Regions from separate parts of the Mus musculus genome. Here region 2 is linked to region 1. The links are chromatin loops, found by intact Hi-C in ENCODE. Cell type or tissue: left cerebral cortex. All regions are shown on one strand. Links, peaks and the distances in the headings refer to the core of each region. The heading gives the core; the rest is flanking DNA.

What was found. Hi-C counts contacts between places; a loop is a spot of excess contacts. Peaks named below come from ENCODE experiments on the same cell type or tissue, not always from the same donor. Only the 100,000 strongest peaks of a DNase experiment are listed, where the experiment ranks them.
Region 2: it touches region 1 in a loop (3.0-fold over the local background); 1 of 42 quality-filtered maps calls a loop at or near these places.

The regions. Positions count from the first base shown.
Region 1 is chr2:84,883,528-84,886,027 of GRCm38, forward strand. All of the region lies in intron 1 of Rtn4rl2 (reticulon 4 receptor-like 2), which reads right to left. Among named protein-coding and RNA genes, the nearest start is that of Rtn4rl2, 1.9 kb to the right of the region's middle. In left cerebral cortex, for the core only: a CTCF peak has its summit at 1,299; DNase peaks (open chromatin) are centred at 187, 751, 1,860 and 2,121; H3K4me3 peaks cover 2,454 bases; H3K27ac peaks cover 2,239 bases.
Region 2 is chr2:84,729,046-84,736,062 of GRCm38, forward strand. It overlaps Ypel4 (yippee like 4), which reads left to right and starts at 5,159. Exons shown (of 5, transcript NM_001005342.2): 1 at 5,159-5,248. In left cerebral cortex, for the core only: no CTCF peak of the experiment used is centred there; DNase peaks (open chromatin) are centred at 4,418, 4,982 and 5,345; H3K4me3 peaks cover 795 bases; H3K27ac peaks cover 988 bases.

The DNA of each region.
Region 1 (2,500 bases), core at 1-2,500:
TCCCTGTTTGGCTCCTCACTCATCCCGTGCTCCTCCCTGCCTCCCTGCGCTCCTGTCCACACCTTTCTCTCAGCGGGATTCACTTCCCTCCGTGTCAGTGGTATTCCCTGCAGGCCCTTTGAGGAGGGACCCTAGAGGTGGGGGGCACTCCATGGCAGCTGCTGCGTAACAGTGACTCTGATGCCATTTCTGGCCCTCGCTGCCGCGCGCAAAGCAGCTGTAACCCAAGGAGCTTCATCCATAATTCAGGTTGCGGCTCTCACGGAAGGCAGGGGGGAGAGGGAGGGGGAGGTGGTGGGCTCTGGGCTTCTCTGCCCCCAGGCAGGATTGGAGTGGGCACTCCAGGCAGAGGCAAGGTAGGGGGTTGGGAGAGCACCTTGTGCTCCCTCTGCTCTCCCTCCTCCGCCCCTAGCACCTTCCCCTTCTCCCACATCCCCTCCCTAAGGCCTGCTTCTCACACCTCTTCACAGCCACTCCAGGCCCTCCCCTGAGGTCCACAGCTATACTCTAGGTTCCCCAATGCATGTCCTGGGCAGGCACAGTGTGTCAGAAGTGGACGGGGGATCCTCAGCCACCATCTAGAACAAATCTTCGTGAGACAAGAAATCACTGAGGGCTGGAAAGGAGAAAAGTGGGCTTCCGGTTGGTAGAACCCCTTTCTGTCCTTCTCAGAATCTTTGGTTTCTTCCCTTCCTTGCAGTCAAGGCAGAGGGAAGCCTTTTCTGCAAGCCTCCCTCACCCTCTGTTAACCCCCTAACATGAATGGCGTATGGGACCAGAGAAGGACTCAATCTACTCTTGAGCCCTTACTGCATGCCAGTACTCCATTTATGCATGCTGCCCTCTTTATCCACAGAACCCAACCTGTCATGGCCCCTGGGGAGATCAATAGTACAAAGGCCCCAACCTTTCTAGGAAGGGAAGAAGACTTCACTCTGAAGTCCAAGTGTAATGTGGGACCCAGAGCTGAAAGAGCACACACTGGACTGTGGACCAAGGACCTGCTCTGACCTTTCTTTCAGAGTCCCCTTCCCCCATCATACCTTCTCAATAAGATATGCTGGCCTAGAGGTAAAGGGAATATAGGTACTGTGCCCAGATGCTCAGTCTTGGAACAACCACAATACTAGCTGTTCAGGGTCGGGGGTCAGGGTCACGGGGTGGGGGTGGGGACAGGACAGGATGGACATAGGCTCTCTCCATAGATTTCCACTCCTAGGTTCCAGGCTCTGGTTACTCTAGAGCACAGCACAATTGAGAGTCAAGAAGAGGTGATCAGTGACCAAAGGCATAGCCAGATCTGGCCACAGGAGGGAGTGGAGAGAGACTACAACATGATATTGATCCCCGGAAGGCTAAGGTACCCAGAGCCAAAAGGATCCATTCACCAAGGGATCATGGTCAAAGCCCAAGGGCTGCCAGACCTTGGAGTACCCAGGATCTGAGATAAAGTTCTCAGCTTGTGCCAGCCGTTAGGCCAGAGGCCCCTGGGAATAAGAAACTTGAGGAGGAAGGGGTGGGGGGCAGTGTCCAAGGCAGGAACCAGGGTGCACCATAATAGGGCAGAGATGTCCCAGTAAAAGTAGACAGGCCTCTAGTTGTAGAAAGAAGGTGCTGGGTCCTAAATACAAGCACCATCTGCACACCTCAAACGCTGCCTCAGAGAAGAGCCAGGGGCCTGCCAGGCAGATGCTGAGGGGGCAGAGGGTGAGGAGGTGGGGGGCCTTGGGAGTGGCAGGGGGGCGATGGCATACCAGTGACGCAGGGGCCTGAGGAGGCACCGATGCAGGTGACTGGAGGCTTTAAAGCTGCTGCAAACAGCTTCTCACTCTGCCAGAATGTAACACCCCAAAATAAGCAGCTACTGTGGGGCGGCAGGATCCGACGTCGGGGCTTGGAGATATAAATGGCAGCGCTGAGGCAGCCCAGGTACCCACCCCAAGGAGGCTGCCCCCCACCCCCACACACAAAGTGCTCACGCTCCTTCCCTCAGCTCTAACCCAGACCCCGAGCTCAGGGTCCTTTGGACTAGCCCAGCAGCTACTCCTGAGAGAAGGGCTATACCAGGCAGGCGCTTTGGAATGGAGAGCTTCCCACGTGGAAGTGGTTACCAGAGCCTCTTTGTCTACTCCCTGGGCACCATCGCTTCTCTTCCATCTCCTTCTCTGGCTTCTGTTGACATCCTAATCCGTCTCAAATCACTCTACCGCGTAGGGATCCCGGCCCCCACCCCTGGTGACCATTTTCCTGGTGTCTGAGTCTTACATCTATCCTTCCTCACTAGCTTCCGCTGGTTTCTAGTCCTCCCATCCCCTTTCCATTCCAATCTCCTAGAGCCCCAGTCCTCACCCTTCCGGTTATCTCCCCCCCCCCCCCCGCTCCCCTCTAGCTTTTTATGCCCCTGTACACCTCTCTCCTGAACTGGTCACCCTCTCCTCCCTCTTCCTTGGTCTTCCCCTGGACCCCAGTTTCTGGTCGTCTAACCTTTATGCCTCCTCCT
Region 2 (7,017 bases), core at 2,913-5,412, 150 kb before region 1:
TTAATTGAATCAGTCCTTGGACACCAAGGGTGGTGCAACTTTGGGTGTATCTGTGAAAGGATTTCAGAAAAATGCAACTGAAGAGGAAGATTTGCCTTGAATGTGGACAGCTCCATTTCATGGCCTGAGGTCCTGGACTGAATCAGAAGAGGAAAAGGAAAGGCCACTTAAGGACCTACATTCCAGCCGGGTGGTGGTGGTGGTGCACGCCTTTAATCCCAGCACTTGGGAGGCAGAAGCAGGTGGATTTCTGAGTTCGAGGCCAGCTTAGTCTACAGAGTGAGTTCCAGGATAGCCAGGGCTACACAGAGAAACCCTGTCTCGAAAAACAAAACAAAACAAAACAAAACAAAAAAAGGACCCACATTCCTCTCTGTCTACTTCCTGATCTGGCCAGACGTAAGCAAGTTTTCACCACCATAGCTGCATGCCATTGCCACTGCCATGTCTTCCCCGTGTTGACTGACTCTGTCTCCCGAACCATTCATCAAGATAAAAACCTCCTTTCAGTTGCTTTTTGTCAAACATTTGATTATAGCAACGAGAGAATCATAACTAAAACATTTAAACCAAGAGCTTAGGGGGCCGGATCAGTTTCTAATAATGGGCAAACAATTACACAGTGTTAGCTGTTAGGTGTTGTTCCATGGCTGTATGGGTATATATTCATTTAATCCCAGGTAGAATCCTATGTTGTAGTTATAACTGTAACCTCCATTTTACAGGTTTTCTGGGTTTCTTTTTTAAGATGTATGTGTGTGAGTGTTTTGCCTGTGTGTATATATGTGGACCACGCTCATACTTGGCACCTGCAGAAGTCAGAAGATGATGGAGCACTGGATGTTTGTGAGCAGGCCATGTGGCAATCAAATCCAGGACCTCTGCAAGAGCAACAAGTGCCCTTAACCCATGAGCCAACTCTTCAGCTACTCCACCCAACCCACACTGTTTGTTTGTGATTTGGGGTTGTTTGTTTGTTTCAGTTTTTCAAGAAAGGGTTTCTCTGTGTAGCCCTGGCTTTCCTGGAACTCATTCCATAGACCAGGCTGGCCTTGAACTCAGAGATCCATCTTCTCTGCCTCTGCCTCTTGAATGTTGGACCTAAAGGTGTGAACCACAACTGCCCCACATATTTTTATGTAGAAGAGTGTTTTGTCCACAAGTATGTGTGTGCATTGTGTGCATGCCTGATGCGCTTCTAGATCAGAAGAGGCCTGATTTCCTGGAACTGGAGTTACCAATAACTGTGAGCTGCAATTGCTAAGCCATCTTTCCAACCCTTGTTTGGTTTTTAAAGCAGGTGAATACTTTGTTCATCCTTGCCCACATGATGAATTTGAACTGAGAGATCAGGGGAACTTTCTGGTCTACCTTTCTCTTGCTGGTCTTACCTAGCACTCAGTTTTCAGGCAGGTAGTTGTCACCTCTCACAGTTTTCTTTGGAGATGTGATTTAGTTACGCCATTCATTCACCATGCAGGCATTAGCTTTTCAACGAACTATTCGGCATAGGCTGATCCTTTTTCATTCTTCAGAATTTTAGCTCTAGACTTCCATTAGCAAGCATGTAGCCTAATCCTTTTTCTTCGGAACTCACTCTTCCCAGTCTGGTTCTTTGCTTCCACTTTCAATGCGTCCCAGTTACCTGAAAGGCATCTTTCCTCAGATAGTGTATAACCATCTCATCTTTCCTCAGATAGTGTATAACCATCTCAAGCTGAAATCAGCAAGAGCCCTCTCCTCCCTTTGAGATTGCTCTCCACTTGACTTCTTTTTTTTCTTTTTTTTTTTTTTCTTCTTTTTTTTTGATTTTTCAAGGCAGGATTTCTCCATGTAGCCATGGCTGTTCTGGAACTCTCTCTGTAGACCAGGCTGGCCTCGATCTCAGAAATCCACCTGCCTCTGCCTCCCGAGTGCTGGAATTAAAGGCGTGTACCACCACCACACTCTGCTCCACTTCACTTCTTAAATACAGAAAAAGGACGGTATACAAGCCATTTGAGTGTGCTTGTTGCCTGCACTCTCTTCATTTCCAATCTCACCAGGCACTCTGGCAGTCTGCCTGCACCCGACCCCCGTAGGACACCCCATCACTCTGTCCTGTGTCCTGGTCCTTCTCTACAGCTAAACCTTTGATAGTTTTGTTTCTTTGTTGATTTAAGTTTATGAACATCCCTTTTGCTTCCAGCTCTAATTCTACAGCCTAGAGGCTGTTCTCTGCTTTTCCTCAAGCCTGGACCCTCAAAGTCATCTTCCTCTTATCCTTCTTTTCTTTTTCCTTTGTTGGGCTCATCATGCTGCGTGTCATGGTGATGATGTGGGGGTGGCAATGTGCCACAGTGCAGAGGCCAGAGGACAACGCTTTGGAGTGGACCCTGTCCTTTGACCTTGACAGAGATTCTGTCTGGGGACTGATCTCAGGTTTTCAGTCAGGCTTTTGGAAAGCAAGTGCATTTACCTGCTGAGCCATCTTCACAACTCCAGTATTACCATTTTTATCTGTTACACCCGCCATCTTTCTTTCTGGCTTTTGTATTTTGAGAGCCTTGAACTCTGGATCCTCCCATCTCTGCTTCTGCAGTGCTGGGATCACAGACATGAGCCATCATGACCAGCGTGCCTGTTTTTAGGCAGAGGCTCACACTGTAGCCCAGACTGGCCTGCAACTCCCTGTGTACTTAAGGCTGGCTGCTTACTGAGAGAGATCCTCTCACCTCAGCTTCCTGAATGATGCTAACCATCATTTCAGAGTCCTTCTTTCTTCAGCCAGCTCTTCTCATTTTCAGGCCTCTAGTACTAACCCTCATGATACACACACTGTGTCTTCAGAGCTTACCTACACGCCAGACTTGATCCCAATTGAGTATTCAGAATCTCCCTTTCTTCTTACAGGACCCATGGGATCTTTCTTTACCTGTTTTCCCTGCCTTAATCTTCACCCCTCACATGTGAGAAGAGAGATAGATAGCAAAACTACTCTCCATGAGTCTGTTTCAGTTTTCATTTTCTGAAAATTAGCCTATGAAATAAAATGGAGTTCTGTCTTGTGGATGGGTGCGTGTTCTGGGCCCACATAATTTAGTGACAGACACAGTACTGCACTCCATGGAAAGTGTTCCAGGTCAGATGAATTTTACCTGGAAGCTGATTTTAAATAAATAAATAAATAAATAAATAGTGGAGCTGGAGAGATGGCTCAGCAGTTAAGACCAAGGCTGCTCTTCCAGATGAGTTCAATTCCCAGCAACCACATGGTGGCTCACAACCATCTGTAATGGAATCTGACGCCCTCTTTGGTGTGTCTGAAGACAGTGACAGTGTACTCATATAAATTAAGTAAATAAAACTGTAAAAAAATTAGCAAGGGAAAATGTAATCCCTCTATAAGACAAACATTTGGCATCATGTCTCTTGAAATATCAAAACTGTAATAGAAAATCCCCTCTGAGCTTGAGTCATGCTCTGAGATGATGATGATGATGATGATGGTTCCCACCTGTATTGGTTCAGAGTTTCTGTTTATCCACTCCTTATCTTACCAGGACACACAGACTGGCCTGGAATTTGCAGTCCTGCCCATCTCATTGCCCCATGTAGAGAATGCTGTTTTGAAATAACACTAATCCTGGGGGTTGGAGAGATGGCTCAGCGGTTAAGAGCACTGACTGCTCTTCCAAAAGTCCTGAGTTCAATTCCCAGCAACCACATGGTGGCTCACAACCATCTGTAATGGGATCTGACACTCTTTTCTGGTGTGTCTGAAGACAGCTACAGTGTACTCGTATACATAAAGTAAACAAATCTTAAAAAAATAAAAATAACACTAACCCATAACAAAATTCAATTTAGAATGCTAATTTTAAAAGTTAAGTACAGGCCAGGCGTGGTGGTGCACGCCTTTAATCCCAGCACTCAGGAGGCAAAGGCAGGCAGATTTCTGAGTTCGAGGCCAGCCTGGTCTACAAAATGAGTTCCAGGACAGCCAGGGCTATACAGAGAAACCCTGTCTCGAACACCACCCCCCCCCAAAAAAAAGTTAAGTACAAAAGGAGGGAACAACCTAAAATTTCATTACTCTTTACTTAGTGCCTATCATATGTCAGGCACTTTGGAAATTTACAAGCTGTCTCACATAGTCACTTCTTCTGGAGGTAAATAGAATTAGCTTCACTGGTCAGAAGAGGAATTGTATAGTGCAGGAGGATTAGTCATTTGCCCAGGGTTCCTGGTGAATAATTGGCAAAGCTAAGATTTCAACACCGGTGTCTTGGATATCAAAGCCAGACACATAGCCCTTGTCTGAAGATGAAAGCAAACAACTATTTTGCAAATATCTTCAGCATGCTGGACTTTGCAATAGACACTGCAGTCTTGGGATGCAGAGTGAAGTTCCCCTGAGGATCTGAAAGTTCACAGCTCTGTTAAGAACCTCATGTCACATAGGTGTCTCCATTGGCAGCACAAACCGTTTGGAGGGAGTTGATAAGAGGTTCCTGGGTTTAAGATGTCATATTTGACCTATGGCTTCTTTGGGGCCATGAAATGGACATTAAAGCTTCCAAGTACTCAGTACTGAACACATTTGAGAGCCTGGTTTGTCAACCATGACAATTAATATATCCTTCTTTACCTTACCCTGCATCAGAGCTGATGTCAGAGTTGAAGTGGAAATGTATCATGTTGAGTGCGAGTGTACTTCCTGGCTCTCTCTAGATCCACCTCACTTCACCATCCTTGCTCCCTCCCTGCCACCCTCACTCCATCCCTGCCCTTCTTCGGGTTCCGTTTCCTTGGTCACACAGCCTTGCTCCTTAACAACCTATTTCTCCTTTTCCTTACCACCTACATCGACACCCCTATGCCAGCCATCTCTCTGCCCCCACTCCCTAACATCACCCCTCTAGCCTGGTCCCTTGATGCCTGCCCCCTCCCTCCCTCTCAACCCGCCTCCTGTGTCTCCCAGCCCTGCTCTGACGTGGGAGGTGAGGGGGGTGGGGGGTTGGATGACTCACAGTGTTATGATGCAGTTCCACAACACACAGCCACATTTACCCACAGACCGAGGTACAGAGCAAGAGGCAACCTCTGCCCCCCAGCAGCTGTCCAGCCTGCAGTCCCAGACCTCAGCCCCTCAACTACCCTCCCCCAATCCCATCCCCTTCCCAATTGAAGGAACCAACAGAGAAGAGAGAAGAGTGAACAGAGAGATTGAAAGAGATAGACGGAGATCTCTGGAGCAGACCTCAAGGTGAGGGGGGCAGCCCTTCTCCAAATCAATTTTTCCCCTTCGCAAATTACCTCTTCCTGCTGTGTGTTGCTTTCTCTCCTTTGCAAAAGCATTATTCATCCACCCTTTGTCCTCCCTTCCCCCTCCCTGCTGCCTCCGCTCCCTCCTCTCTCTCAGCTCCTCCATCCTTCCCCAAGCTCTGACGATTCTCTCGCACTTATTTCCCGGCAACTTTGGCTGCGGCATCAGACATCACTGTTTATTGTTTTTGCTACCGGTGCAGACCCCCAGAGTCAGCCCTGGGAGCTGGCTGCTCTGCTAATTATTCGGACCATACCATACTGAAAATGCCTGGTCCAGGGGGAGGCGAAAACTCAAAGCAATTGAATACATCCGTTGTGAGCACAAGTCCCCCTCCCCTTTTTATTCCCTGAGAGGCACTGGATTCGCACCTGGTTCCACCTGTCTCTGCCTTGTCACTTAGGCTCTCAGTTGCCAGTCTTCCCAGGCACAAGCCCTTCTGCTCCCCCCACCTCCCACAGTCCAGCCTCATCTCAGCTTCAGGGACTCGTCCTCTTCCCAGCACTCACCTTTGTTTTGTTTTCTGACCTCAGTAATTTCCCCGATTTGCTTCACCCCATGACGAGAGAGGGCAGAAATGGGAGAAGTGACCCCAACTCTCCTTTTTATGATTTTTTAATTTAATTTTATTTTTTTGTCCTTTGCAGCTTCTCCTCTGCTGGACAGAGAAGCAGAAAGGGACAGGGAGGGAGGCGTGACAGTGACAGAAGGACAGGGCTAGGGAAGAAGATAGCGGGAGGGGGCAAACCTGGCATCTCCTGGTCCCTTGAAGTAGGTGTTTCAAGGTGGCACCTTGAGGTGAACTACAGGCAAACTTGAAGGAAGATCATGGAAGTGATGCTGAACTGTAGCAAGAAGGGCCAGAATACAATGTCACCCTGAACTAAGCCCAAGGTGTCTTCCTGGGACTCAAGACAACAGTAGAGGACCAAAAACTGAAGATGGTCTCACCCAGGGGGATTTGTGGAGACTGCATGACAGCCCTTCGAGACAGTAGAAGAATCGGGTGCTCATGGCCACCATGGAGGACAGGAGAACAGACTGTTTATGTGGGTAACTGAAGCTGTGCTGCCTCCTCTGCTTGGTGGTCTAGCATCACGAGAGCACTTAGCGGGCATCTCTGAAGGAGACACAGGCCACCCCACCTACAGCTGCAGGATGCTCCACTAGAGAGGCAGAGGCACATCACCTGCTTATCGGAGTTAACAGAAGACACTTCCCTCCTTATCCTCTGCCTGCAGTGCACTCAGCTACTTTGGGACTGGAGTGTGAGCAGATCCCAGCGTCTCAGGATTCTTATCCCCGCAATTATCTCACTGTTGCTGTCCTGGCACTGGCATTTGCTCTAGCTCCTGGGAGGAGAAATGTTTTCTGCCTTGTGCCCTAAAGCCCAGCTTTTAAAAATAAGGTGTCCCCTTACCCTGTTGTCTCCTATTAAGGTTGCTCTCACTCTATAGCACACAGCCCAGAAGCCTGGCTTCTGATGTGCTGCCTACTTTCCACGGGCCTAGCTGTCAGACTTGCTGGAAGAAAGATAATTCTCCTCCTAGGGCTAGGTGCTTGTCTTTAACTCAGAGCTAAGGCAACGGTAAGTAAGTAATGAGACCAGAGGACCAGATGCTAGGAAGACAGCAAGTGCTCCCTCTAGTCTGGGAGCTGTATCATCCCAGGATGCAGGATTGAGGAACACCCAGGGTTAAGGTCTTCAA